Regions from separate parts of the Homo sapiens genome. Here region 1 is linked to region 2. Evidence: read pairs that join two places in POLR2A ChIA-PET (ENCODE). Cell type or tissue: HepG2. All regions are shown on one strand. Each heading gives the region's core, and the rest is flanking DNA. Links, peaks and the distances in the headings are about the cores only. Region 1 overlaps CALM2 (calmodulin 2). Region 2 overlaps TTC7A (tetratricopeptide repeat domain 7A).

Region 1 (11,285 bases), core at 3,822-6,321, 130 kb after region 2:
GAAGCGGGCACGCACTTTGAGGTCCCGCGCGAAGAACTGCGCAGAGGAAAACCCTCGAAAAGAGACGGTTATGAAAGCTTGTGAGAAGAAAATCTAGAGGGCTCTGGAGTTGCTAGAGAGCCCTCGGGTAAGGATCTGCGAAAAGGGAGGCTTGTTAAGGGCTTGAGCGTACCCACAATCTCCATTAGTTCCCTTCCAATCCACCACCAATCGCACACCCCAGACAGGGAGGCAGTGTGCTTGGTAGGCATACTTAAGAGAAATCTGCCTTAGCACCCACTTTCTAAGATTGTTTCTAAGCTCCTCCAAATAGAAACTCTGGGGCTGACTTCTCTTGCTTCTGACTTGCAGAGTGGAGTGAGCACCAGACACAGCCGGTTTCACTAGCTGTGAAACCACAGACCACCCCATTCTTCTCAGTATAGACCCTTTTTATTGTCAGCCTCTCTAGGCTGTAGCTTCTTCTTAACCTAGGAACATTCTCACCTTTAAAAACAAACCCTCCACAACCTTAATTTCATTTTATACAGTACCTACTGTATTCCAGGGACTTCACACACATTAGTCTCATTTAATCTTCATACCAACCCTACAAAGTAGGTATTAGTTTCATTTTCTGGATGAGGAAACAAAGGTTTCCTTGGACGTTTAGCACAGTTCACTCAGCATCACACACAAATGGCAGAACCAGAATTAAAATCCAGACCTGACTCTAGAGCTCCACTGCCCTATACCATGAAGTTTCTGCTTCCCTTTACAAACTTTCAAGAGTAATATGGACTCTTTTCTCACTTCCCATACTTTCCTTAAAACATCTTAATCTGGCCTGCACACAGCTTTTAATTAAAATTGCACCTGAACTCACCAGGGATCCAAGTGCCAAATCCAGTGGGGATTTTCAGCTCTTATGAAACTTGGCCTTCAATTTTCATTGCTGCATTGATTATTCCCTCATTCTTGAATCACTCTCCTCCCTTGACTACCAGGACTTGGACGCTGGTTGCATATAATGACTTATTCTGTGCTTATTTCCTTGTCTATAGAGAAGGGGATAATAAAATTGGTACCTATCCACATAGGTTATAAAAAAGATTAACTCGAACTGTTCACAACCATGTCTGGCACAGTGCAGTCAGTAAATGTGAGCTGTCATTACCTTTAGGACAAAAGCAACATTTACAATCCAGTCTCTCGCTTCTCTCTTTTTTTTTGAAACGAAGTCTCACTCTGTTGCCCAGGCTGGAGTGCAGTGGCGCGATCTCACTACAACCTCGGCCGCCCGCCACCATGCCAGCTAATTTTTGTATTTTTAGTAGAGACGGGGTTTCACCATATTTGTCAGGCTGGTCTCGAACTCCTGACCTCATGATCCACCCACCTCGGTCCCCCAAAGTGTTGGGATTACAGGTTGAGCCACCACACCCGGCCACTTCTCTTATTAGGATGGCATGCTCTGCTGTATCATGCTTGCAAAAACCCCAAACATGCCATCTTCACATTTCTATTTGTCTCCACATATGCTAGCTCTTCTGCATGAAATGCTATTCTTTTCTTTGACCACCTGGAAAATCTCAAGGGTCAGCTCCTCTGAGTAGACCTCTAAGCCTAATCCACTAAGTCCCAAAGGACCCTGTGCCTATCATTGTTGGAAGATTCATTTTATGACAAATCGTTTCTCCTCTAATTTTAAACACCCAAAACACGGTTTTTAATTGACCCCTTTGAACACAAGGACTAAAATATTTGTTGAATAAACCACTGACTAGTTTTCCCCTCTAAGTAAATCCAAGACTAGATTACAGCAGTGCTTTTCAAAAATTGATATGCATACAAAATATCTGATGATCTTGTTAAAAAAACAGATTGATTCCAATTCTGGGGCAGGACCTAAGATTCTGCATTTCCAACAAGCTCCTGGGTGATTCTGTAGGTGACTTTTTGAGGAGCAAGAGACTAGAGGACTTCATCTAGTTTCTTAAAATACTGGGATTCTAAATTCATTTAACATAGCCTTGAAAAAAAAAACAGGCACTAGGTTTAAAATGAACAACTGAAATTAGAAAGTGAAGAGGCAATACCAAAGTTCTCACAAATGTTAAGAGATTAATCAAGTCCATTCCCTGTGCCTCATTTCATTTTCTTATTTTGGCTGAGCCTGTAAAACTGGCTCAGCAGACTAGGGACTGGTACCCTCGAGACTAAAAGAATATGAAAGGTACAGAGAAGTCCAGAAACCCATACAAGGTGTGACATTAGAGATGGGAACATCTAGATGAGAAAATAGTTTAAGTATCTCAAAAATAGAAACAGCATGGGTCAATGATTTCAAGGACTATCCACAAAGCAGATTAAGCACGTAGGATAAACATAGTGTTCCTTTAAGAAAACATTATCTTATATAGTATCACTGAGATTTATTTCCAGATTATTGTAAGTTTCAAAAAGGGGGAGAGGCATTTCTCTTGAGAATACATATCTATAATTGAGCTCAACAGTGCCTCTGTTACATATCAGATCTTTAAAATTGTTGCCGTCTTCTAAAAATTTTAGGAAAATACGTTACACCAAGGGTGATATTTAACTGCAATAGTTGTTTATTGGGAGAATCATCTGAGAGCAAACATGCCAGACAGTATTATGGTTGGTACAATTACCAAAATCCTATTAATATAACACTAATAGTATGGTTAAGACTTGAAGGTGGGGCTGGGCGAGGTGGCTCACACCTGTAATCTCAGTACTTTGGGAGGCCGAGGTGGGCGGATCACAAGGTCAGGAGTTTGAGACCAGCCTGGCCAACATAGTAAAACCCTGTCTCTTCTAAAAATACAAAAAATTAACTGGGCGTGGTGGCGGGCGCCTGTAATCCCAGCTACTCGGGAGGCTGACGCAGAATTGCTTGAACCTGGGAGGCAGAAGCTGCAGTGAGCCGAGATTGCGCCACTGCACTCCAGCCCAGACAACAGTGCTAGAGTCCATCTAAAAAAAACAAAAACAAAAACAAAAACACAACTTGAAGGTGATATCACAGTCCTGGGTTCCAATAGGATTATGTTGTAGGAAGCATTGGAACAGATTTGAACCCAGCTCATTATGACCACAGTTAAATTATACAATCATTCTACTCGTTTCCTGTAAAATCAAAATGCCAAGACTTCGTGACTTTTGTAAAGATTTCAACAATAGAAATGACCAATTATGACATAGAAGAGCCCAAAAAATGTTTCTCCTACCTTTGTTGTCCTTGTTAATTATACCTTGATATCAATTTATATAAACCTCATTGTTGACGCTGGAAAAACACAAATTGACTGCCTAAGTCCCTCATTTTTCAGGGTCATAACTGGTTTAATAGCACAATTAATGGAACACTTAATGCAAATGCCAAGGACAATGTTAAGGGCCTTACTTTCATTATTTCACTTAACTTTTAAAAAAGCCCCACTCATAATCCCAACACTTTGGGAGGATGAGGTGAGGGGATCACTTGAGCCCAGGAGTTCAAGACCAACCTGGGCAACATGAGTCCCTGTCTTTACAAAAAACAAACCTTGTTTGGATTTCCTTTCGACAAAATTTACTACATCCAATTAAGGGGAGTAGAGTGCACATCTAAAATCTTCCTATTTAACTGATTACCCGAGTATGTGATACCATTAGAACTATCAATGCCTGTAACTTCCCTTGCTCTAAAACATACTAATAGTAGTATTAAGATAGTCAATGGGGCAGTAACCTGCCAAATAATGAATTACCCCTGGGAAATTAAAGACCTTGTAGCTATAATAACCAGGTAACAATTACACTCAATGTTTTAATCTTGGCTCTGGTTTGCTATGGAATCTTTCATTAAGCATTTAAAAGGTACTTTAAAAAAATAAAAACCCTGATAACCACCTTTGGAGTAGCTCAAATTATAGAGAAAGCAATGATAGAAGCCAGCAAAAACTAAAACAAGGTGTAGTCATTGCCAATTTACTCCTAAAGACATCTTTTTTTGCAAAATGTTGCAGATGGGCAAGCTGAAAATTCTCATCTTATAGAATTAAAAAGCACAATGAATAAAATATTAGTTAATAGAAGTAAAACTATAAGGATGCTCACCCCAACTAGATTTGGTTTTTTTTTGAACATGCAAACATTTAAAACATCACTGCACAGCTTAAGTCAACATGGACAAATGCCAAAGTTGAAAACTATAAAGGTAGGAAACAGTAAATACCTACTTTATGCCAATTCCCATACTAGGTACACTTAAGTTTTTGAGTCTTTCATTGGGGCCTTTTGAAGTTGTCAAATACAATCTGGATAAAGAAACAAAACAAAAAACTTGCCCCTCTTTTCCCATGACTGCCACCATCTTGTTCTGTGGGCAGAGGCAACTCACAGGTATCCTGGATCTAACACAGTAGCACAGTACGACACACATGGTGGTGGAGGAATGTTGTGGGCACGCATGATGGTGGCCCCCAAAAGGTGACTACACTAAGCCAGCCCCCATAGATCCCCATCTTTTCGGCCTTCCTCTTCAATCTCTCCTTAGTTACACCCCTTATTTTGTTCCTCTTATTTTCTGTGCTTCTCTCCCTCTTTTCTCACTTTTCCAATCCTTTTCTCCTTCCTTTCCCACCTTCACTATTTCTGCCACCCATCTCCATATGCTTCCCCACACGAGAAAAAATTATCTAGACTATACCAAGCAGAAACCAATGCCATATTTTATTTTCAAAATTATTAGACTTCAACAGTTAAATGACTCAGATGCAGAGCAACCATTGGGTAAATTGTAATTTTTTTATTGGAAAACAAATATACAACTTGGAATGGATTTTGAGGCAAATTGTGCCATAAGCAGATTTTAAGTGGCTAAACAAAGTTTAAAAAGCAAGTAACAATAAAAGAAAATGTTTCTGGTACAGGACCAGCAGTACAAAAAAATAGTGTACGAGTACCTGGATAATACACCCGTTTTGCAATAGTGCAACTTTTAAGTACATATTGTTGACTGTCCATAGTCCACGCAGAGTTACAACTCCACACTTCAACAACAACATGCTGACAGTTCCTAAAGAAAACTACTTTAAAAAAGGCATAACCCAGATGTTCCCTCATTTGACCAACTCCATCTAAGTTTAGATGTGCAGAAGGGCTTAGATATATCCAGAGTAAGCCACATGCAACATGTTACTTGATCAATTTTCTAAAATAAGGTTTTAGGACAATGACAGTAAGATAAGGGAAGAAAACATGGAGGAATGAAGTCCTAATTACTATACATGCATATTTTTTTGACAGTAGGGAGAAACCTTTTACAGATAAGTTACAAACAAAGAAAAGGCAAATAAACAATTTTGTACAAGAAATTTAACACATTCTGTACAAGGTCTTCACTTTGCTGTCATCATTTGTACAAACTCTGAAAAAGAAGAAGTACACAAAAAATGAGTCAATAGCAAAAGACCAAAAAAAAAAAAAAAAAAAAAAAATCACATTTACTCAATTACTGAGTACTCTTTCCATTCCTCTCTTTCCTCAGAATTACCATTAAGTACAGAGGGAAGCTAGTTTATTGCCCAGGCTGGAACTTCATTAACCATAACTATTCAGGTTTATTAGTAAGAGCCAAATTAACGCTTTAGATAGGCCAATATAAAAAAGAGCATTCTTGGCTCTTAGTTTAGACTTGAATTTTAAGTCTGCTGGATTACAAGACAATATTGTAAATTCAATGCTATGGGCTAGGTTTAATTTTTATAACATTACATTTTATGCTCTTTTCTAAGTTAAGTAGTTACATCATGAAAAAAATACAGAGTTTTACTCAAAATCCTTCAGTTTCATATGCCTTGCTTCCTGATATGGCCATCTTAAAAGTTAGTAGATACGATACTTTTGAAGCACATGTAAACTTCAGTTTCAGACTAAAGCCAATTAAAGAAAAAAGACAATACAGTGCGGGGAAAGAAAGTCACATTAATTTCATTTTAGGAAACTTGGAATAAGTTTGCTTTCCACATTGTTCCACAATCACACAAACACTGAACAGTGCTTCTCAAACTTTATACATGAATCACCCAAGAATCCTATTAAAATGCTGATTCCAGGTGTAGGGATAGAACCTGATAGTAAATATTTCTAAATTAAGTTCTCAAGTCAGAGCAATGTTACCTAGTCTGCAGACAACACTCTGAATTTTAAGAAGGTTAAATGTAAGTAACTGTTTTAGCAACCTAATTTCAGGGGAAGGGTCACTAATTTCGATCAGTTCCCTAACAAAGAGCCTCTTATCTTAAAAATCAAAGTGAAGAATGAGGCGTGAGACTGAAACATTTACCTTCATAGTTTACTTGACCATCACCATCAATATCTGCTTCCCTGATCATTTCATCAACTTCTTCATCTGTTAACTTCTCTCCAAGGTTTGTCATCACATGGCGAAGTTCTGCAGCACTAATATAGCCATTGCCATCCTAGCAAAAAATTTAGTATAGTTTCTGAGTCAAATTACAGACTTGAGAGTTGGAATGGAAATTTATTAAGTTTACTACTAAATTTCACATTGGGGGAAAAACATACTTTAGAAATGCATACAAATCTACACAGTTGACCTACAAATGTCATTAAGAGCCAAGCAAAATGTCCTACATTGAAATCATTATTTCCTAGTCCCAAAGTCAAGTGACACCTCCTTTGACAAGATGAACGCAATACATATATTAGAAAGTCTATACTGAATTCTTAAAAAGCTTTTGCTTGGTAATTAAAATATGTTGGTAAATCATCAAAAAAAAAAAAAAAAAAAAAAAAAAAAACAACCAAAAAAACACAAGTCTTCATAATGAGTCCTGGTATCTTCATTTCATCCTCAAAATTTAACATATCCAGTCCTTGACGTACCTTATCAAACACACGGAATGCTTCTCTAATTTCTTCTTCACTGTCTGTGTCTTTCATTTTTCTTGCCATCATTGTCAGAAATTCAGGGAAGTCAATTGTGCCATTACCTGAAATGGTTTAGTGGAAACATCAAAGCTTTAGTGGAAACATATAAGCAAACAGCAAAGGTTTAGTGGAAACATCTAAGTATCACTTCTTCAACCCCTCCCAGCCCCACAAAATTGAAGACTTACCATCAGCATCTACTTCATTAATCATGTCCTGTAACTCTGCTTCTGTGGGATTCTGCCCAAGAGATCTCATTACAGTTCCCAATTCCTTTGTTGTTATAGTTCCATCACCATCTTTGTCAAATAGTGAAAAAGCTTCTTTGAATTCTGTTTGAAAGAAAGACCACAATCCAAATACACAGATTAATAATAAAATGTAACCTAAATGAAACGTATTAACTCTTAAAGCCTACTCAGTGGTGGGATCGTGCCAGTGAACAGCCACTGCACTTCAGCCTGGCCAAACTGTAAGACCCCACGTCTCAGAAAAACCCAAAAACTTTTAACGGAAAAATACCAATGGAGGTAGCAATTGAAATGTGACTTTGACTCCTAAAGATTAACCAATCTTTATGATACCTTATGATAATATTTCAAATATATCTTTGACCAATCATACCACTGTACTTTCATGCTGACCTAAGTAAAATTATCCTAGGTTTACAGAGGAAAAGAACCAAATCCCCAAATGACTGGCTCCTCTGTCACTGAAGCTGCTCTGTGGAACATAATTCAAAATTACAGACCTAACCTACACTCACAAAACAAAAATAAGACTACTGGTACCCAAATACGTATTTCTACAGAGTAATTAAACTGTTTCTGTATACTGTGTTTAGAGTTAGCCACTATGTCTAAATCAATCACCTACTAAATTAAAACAGGCTACTTTCCCTTTCTAGTAAGGCAGGAGAAGGGACTATATAAAGAGTCTATAACAATGGGCTGATCAAGATATAAATGTCCAGTTTTAGCTAAATGCATGTCACTGAGAACAAAGATCATTTTGAGCTTTCTTTGGAATATTAAAACCCCAACCTTATATAGTGAAACTGATTATTCCTCAACATCTTGTTGTGATAGTATGTTCCTTCCTGCTGTTGTTTTTTTTTTTGAGATGGACTTTCGCTCTTGTTGTCCAGGCTGGAGTGCAATGGTGCAATCTCAGCCCACCGCAACCTCCTCCTCCCAGGATCAAGCAATTCTCCTGCCTCAGCCTCCCGAGTAGCTGGAATTACAGGCATGCACCACCACGCCCAGCTAATTTTCTATTTTTAGTAGAGATGGGGTTTCTCCACGTTGGTCAGGCTGGCCTCGAACTCCCAACCTCAGGTGATCCGCCTGTCTCTGCCTCCCAAAGTGCTGGGATTACAGGGCATGAGCCACTGTGCCCGGCTATATGTTCCTTCTAATACATCACTAGATTACATGGAAACCTCCTGCTGGTGCAACACTCCAGACTACCTGGCTTCATTCACCATTTACAGATAAACTAAAACAAGCCAGGTGCAGTGGCTCACACCTGTAATCCTAGCACTTTGGGAGGCCAAGGTGGGCAGACTGCCTGAGCTCAGGGTGAGTTCCAGACCAGCCTGAACAACAGGGTGAAACCCCGTCTCAGGCCGGGCGCGGTGGCTCAAGCCTGTAATCCCAGCACTTTGGGAGGCTGAGGCGGGTGGATCATGAGGTCAGGAGATCGAGACCATCCTGGCTAACACGGTGAAACCCCATCTCTACTAAAAATACAAAAAAATTAGCCGGGCGTGGTGGCGGGCGCCTATAGTCCCAGCTACTCGGGAGGCTGAGGCAGGAGAATGGCGTGAACCTGGGAGGCAGAGCTTGCAGTGAGCTGATATTGCGCCACTGCACTCCAGCCTGGGCGACAGAGCGAGACTCCGTCTCAAAAAAAAAAAAAAAGAAGAAAAAGAAAAGAAACCCCGTCTCTACTAAAACACACACACACACAAGCTGGGTGTGGCGGCGTGTGCCTGTAGTCCCCCGTCTCTACTAAAACACACACACACACACACACACACACACACACACACACACGCTGGGTGTGGCAGCGTGGGCCTGTAGTCCCCCGTCTCTATTAAAACACAAACACACACACAAGCTGGGTGTGGCGGCGTGCGCCTGTAGTCCCAGCTACTGGGGAGGCTGCAGCAGCAGAACTGCTTGAACCCGAGAGGCGGAGGTTGCAGTGAGCCGAGATCACACCACTGCACTCCAGCTTGGGCAACAGAGTGAGACTTGTCTCAAAAAAAAAAAAAGAAAGAAAGAAACTAAAACAGACTAACTTTGATACTGCAAAGTTATACCAATCAGTAAATAATAAAGCTAGTATTTTCCAAGTAAGTCATTTCCCAGAAAATATTAGACCCTATCAGCAAATGAATACAAAAAGTTTCCAAGTTCATTGGGCCATTAAGCTTTCCCAACATAGCCATACATTTGAAAATTTATGTGACACATGTGTAAGAAATGGTGTACCTTCTTTACGGTCCAAGGCCAATTTATTCCCTGCCTGCTTATCCCTAACTCCAATTCGCGTACACCTTCCAGTTTCATTCCGTATTACCTCTTCCCTGGACTCAACTATTCTTCCACTAATTTGCCCATTACCACATAAATATCTTCACATCGCTTAGCCTAAAACTAAATTGAAACCTTAGTTATATTTTAAATGCTTGCCCTTATCCCTCCCCAAATTTTGGAAGGCACTACTACTCATACCAATTTCCTCTCTCCAAACAATCCACTATTTTAAAATGACATCCAGCTCCAACTCATCACCTGAAAATGCTGAGTTTACCAATGACTACTAGTCAGTCACCCAATCCATCAAGCATGCTTCAATGTGAAGCCATATGGCATAGAAACTAAAATGAGACTTTGTAACTTGACTACTGGGTTAGAATTTCCTAGCTCTGTTTCTTCTTCTGGCAATGCAATATGGACAAGCTACTAAACCTTTTCTGCCTCAGCTTCCTCATTTCTGTGAAATGACATAAATGTGCCCAGTAAGTGGGGTGACACAGTATACCATGCCCACAAGGGGTATTCACCTGGTCACCCCCCATAAAAAAATTAGTATGTGTCAAACACTTAGAACTATGTCCAACAAATACATACTTAATAAATGTCAAGATAAAGACTATCTCATTTTTTTGCAGCATCCAAAACTGCATGGAAAAACTCTCAAAATTTTTCTTGGCCTTCGTAACAGTACTTTGATTTTCCTCCTACCATATACTGCCAAAGGCTCTTACTCCTGTCTCTTATGTCTAGATGTGACCAATTTTATCCTTTTTTTCCACTCCTTGGCCACTTCATCTATACCCACTTACAACGAAGATATCTTTAGTCTACCCATCTCGCTCAATAAATGTCTTTATTTCTGGCTGTCTACAGGATATAGCTCCCCTGGCTGATGACAAGCAAAACATATGAAAATGAATTCTATACTCCCAGGCAACCCTAAAGGTACTAGCAAAAGCCCAAGAGCCACTTTTAACTCTTTCAGTCTGAAATCTGTCAACAGGTCTCGAATTCTATCATTTAAATACTGCCTGATTTTTCCTCCATCTCTACAACCAGTATTTTGGTTCAAGGCTCCATCGTCCTTTGCCAGGGCTATTACAATTGCCTCCTAACTGCATTCTTTCTTATTTAAATATTACTGGTTTATAGAGGAACTCATCTAATACCAATCAGAAGGTTCATACCACACTAATTGATTTTATGAAGATAGTATACAGTGCTAACCTAGATCAACCTAATGACAAAAATAGATCAGGGAGTCTCCACCTACAAATAGCACAATTGATAAAGACATTTCAATTTTACTGTTTTTAAACAGAATGTAGAAATATCTAGAAATACATATATTGGAGTTCAGACACATTGCACCTTTCACCTAATTTAGGTTACAAGAAAATTAAAGGACTTTGAGGTATTTGTTTATATTACATTCTCTGCTATGGGTATCTTTTAACACCACCATTAGGTGCATAAATTCCCAATGTTTAATTAGCAGTAATCACCTTTCTATTACATGATTTAACAAAAAGCTAAATACTGGAAGATGCATAGTGTAAGACTATGTATAACTTTCGAGAAATTTAAAAATCTAATAACACTTAAAATGTTTGCTAGAATAAGTAAAATGCAGAAAATAAAACCGTATCTATGCTAATACCATTTGTTATTCATTCAAGAAAGGAACAAATAACATTTCTTTTAAAGGTCAAGGTTTATTCCAAATTTTTACTTGTATTTTTATACTAAAGAGTAAAAAATACCTGTAAAAACTCAAAATAATAAACCCCAAAGTAA
Region 2 (2,500 bases), core at 1-2,500:
GGGCCAGGCCAGCGGAGCCAGTGGAGCCTAGGGCCCAGTTTCCTTGGAGACCTCATTTTGGCAGCCTCAGGGAGTTGAGAACTCGAGAACTCCCTGAATGGACTGTAAGCTAGAGTCCTAGCCTGCCTGGGTCTCTGAGGCCCCCAGCCAGCCCATCCTGCCAAGAGTACATCTGGCTGGCCGGCACAGTGATGGCTGTGGATTTGGATACGTAGCCCAGGATAATCAGGTCTGCTCTAGCAGAGTCACCAGCACAGGAGCAGCCTTAGGGCCACCGACAAGCCGAGCCAGTGGCCCCACTGATCTTAGTGTCCTCCTCGTATGCTCCTTGACCTATCCACAAAGTAAGGTGCCCGGGGAGAACTCCGGGCCTGGCACTGGTGCCCACAGCCTGCACAGAGGCCAGGCTGGAGACCAACACAGAAGCCAGGCAGACTGGGGACCCAAGGCCCCGCGAGAAGGGTGGAAGGCTGGGTCTGAGGTTTGGCAAGGAGCAGGACTCTTAAAAAGAGACTCATGGGGTTCCTGCAGGGATGGAACGCTGACATGGAGTCAGTCACAGGAGCTAACGCAGCTCCCAGGCCTGAGAGCACGTGCCTTCAGGCTGGAAGGAAGGTTCTGTCCTATTCCTTAGTTTTCTGGCTTTGGGGCTTGAAGAGGGAAACGCACACTTTAAAAGTGTTTGTTCCACCAGTACTTTGCAAGGCATTTTTCATAGTGTCTCATCTTCATGGACACTGAAATAGGTTTAACCATTATCCTCGTTTTGTAGCAGAGAAACTGCAGCTCAGAGAGGTGAGTCCTCTTGCCCTAAGGTGCCAGCTGGGAAGTGGCAGAGCCAGGAGCCACACCCCAACCTCACCCCAGAGCCTCTGAGCAGGAGAGGGTGTTTATCTGTCAGCCACACATCAGATTCTTTCCACATCACCGCGTGAACATGTTCAGAGGGGAGGGCCTCGTCAGCCCTGGGTATGTAGCTGGCAGATTCTTTATCCCAGGGCCAGGCCTTCCTGGCCCTCCACCCTCCAGCCTGCCGTAAGTTTCTCTCCCAACCCTCTCTTTCCAGACCTGGTCACAGCCTTTCTACAGGGTGCAGAACCTCAAGCTAAGGGCACTGCTCAGTGAAGCAGCAGTGTGTGGGGGAGAGGATTCCCTGCATCCTGGGGAATCAGGCCAGGTTGGAGGTGCTAGGAATCAGGGATGAGGAGGAGAAGGCCAGCTGGGCCCTGCCGTGCGCCTGGACCCACAGCACAAGGAGGGCTGGCCTTGACCTGCGACAGCTTTGAGGCCAGGCCTGTCACTCACCAAACACAGGCTTAGCAGCCTGCATAGCTCACACAAGAGCACTTGGCCTGGAGTCAGGACCCCCACCTGGGAGCGCCTGCTCTGCTGCTAACTTGCTCTGCTGTGTGAAAAGAATGGAAGGGATAGAAGATAGCATTTTTGCATGTACATTAGCTCTTTGAACCCTTCTGTGGAAAAGCATATGCCTAATTTGCAGATAAGGGAACTGAATTCAGAGAGAATGAGGGACAAAGGTGAGTGAGCGGCAGCACCAACTCTAGAACCCAGCTCTTGTGTATTCACAAATATAGGACCCCTCCACTTGCCAAAACGAGCAGGATCAATCAGCTCAGATGACAGGCAGCAGGTGGGGGCTGCCTCAGGCAGGGCATGGTGCAGGGGTGCCCAGCAGGGTGCAAGGGCCAGGGACTCTGGGGTGTTTTGTAGAGAACGAGGAGATGACGTAAGGGGGGCAGCGGGCCACCTCACAGGTCACATGGGACTGCGTAAGGGGCTGCTATAGTCACCAGGACTGGCAGCCTCTTTTGAAGAAGAGAGTTTATGTTGGTAACTGCCGGAATTCTTTTTTCTCCTTAATGCTTGTGGAAACATTCCCCAGACCCTGTCAGGAGTGCGCAGGCCAGGGCCCATGGGGTGGGGAGCTTTTTCTCTGAGGGTAGTAACCTCCACAGCTGAATGTAGATGGGTCTGGGGAGGTAGAATCGGAGGCAAGGAGAGGGGCCTCGGGTGTCTTTTGCATCCAGGGGACTCTTGGGACCCATCCTGGGGGTGTTGTGTTGTGCTGAGAATGGTCTCTTCAGGAAAGGGCTCCTTGAACCTTCCATATCCTCCCATAAGTCCAGCTATGGGCAGAGACCCATCCTGGCAAGGTGGCAGGCAGCCAAGCAAGTGTGTGGTCTCAGCCCTGAAATAGTCCCCATAGGATGTGCTGGGGCACTGACTGACCCCATAACCCTGTTACCACTTGCAGGTGGGGCCCTGGCCACAGCTGCAAATCACCCGTGCCCTCTGCAGCCAGATCCAGTAGAACATTGGAGTCCTGCCTGCAGGGTTGGCGGGAGCAGTAGAAGGTGCCCTTCCATGCTGCACCAGCCCCTCCTGGGCTCACTGACTGGGCTACTGGAGCAGCTGGGGCCTGCCCTCTTTCATGCAGTGCTCCGAGAAGGGAGGCAGCAAACTCAAGCCAGTGAAAATT

The links. Peaks named below come from ENCODE experiments on the same cell type or tissue, not always from the same donor. Only the 100,000 strongest peaks of a DNase experiment are listed, where the experiment ranks them.
Region 1: POLR2A ChIA-PET joins it to region 2 with 8 read pairs; 23 of 35 experiments call an interaction of 5 or more read pairs at or near these places.

The regions. Positions count from the first base shown.
Region 1 is chr2:47,155,389-47,166,673 of GRCh38, forward strand. CALM2 (calmodulin 2) reads right to left here. Exons shown (of 6, transcript NM_001743.6): 3 at 7,131-7,274; 4 at 6,898-7,004; 5 at 6,335-6,470; 6 at 4,696-5,416. The coding sequence ends at 5,388. Among named protein-coding and RNA genes, the nearest start is that of STPG4, 5.7 kb to the left of the region's middle. RefSeq lists an enhancer at 438-597. In HepG2, for the core only: no CTCF peak of the experiment used is centred there; a DNase peak (open chromatin) is centred at 5,003.
Region 2 is chr2:47,026,048-47,028,547 of GRCh38, forward strand. All of the region lies in intron 14 of TTC7A (tetratricopeptide repeat domain 7A), which reads left to right. Among named protein-coding and RNA genes, the nearest start is that of TTC7A, 86 kb to the left of the region's middle. In HepG2, for the core only: no CTCF peak of the experiment used is centred there; no DNase peak of the experiment used is centred there.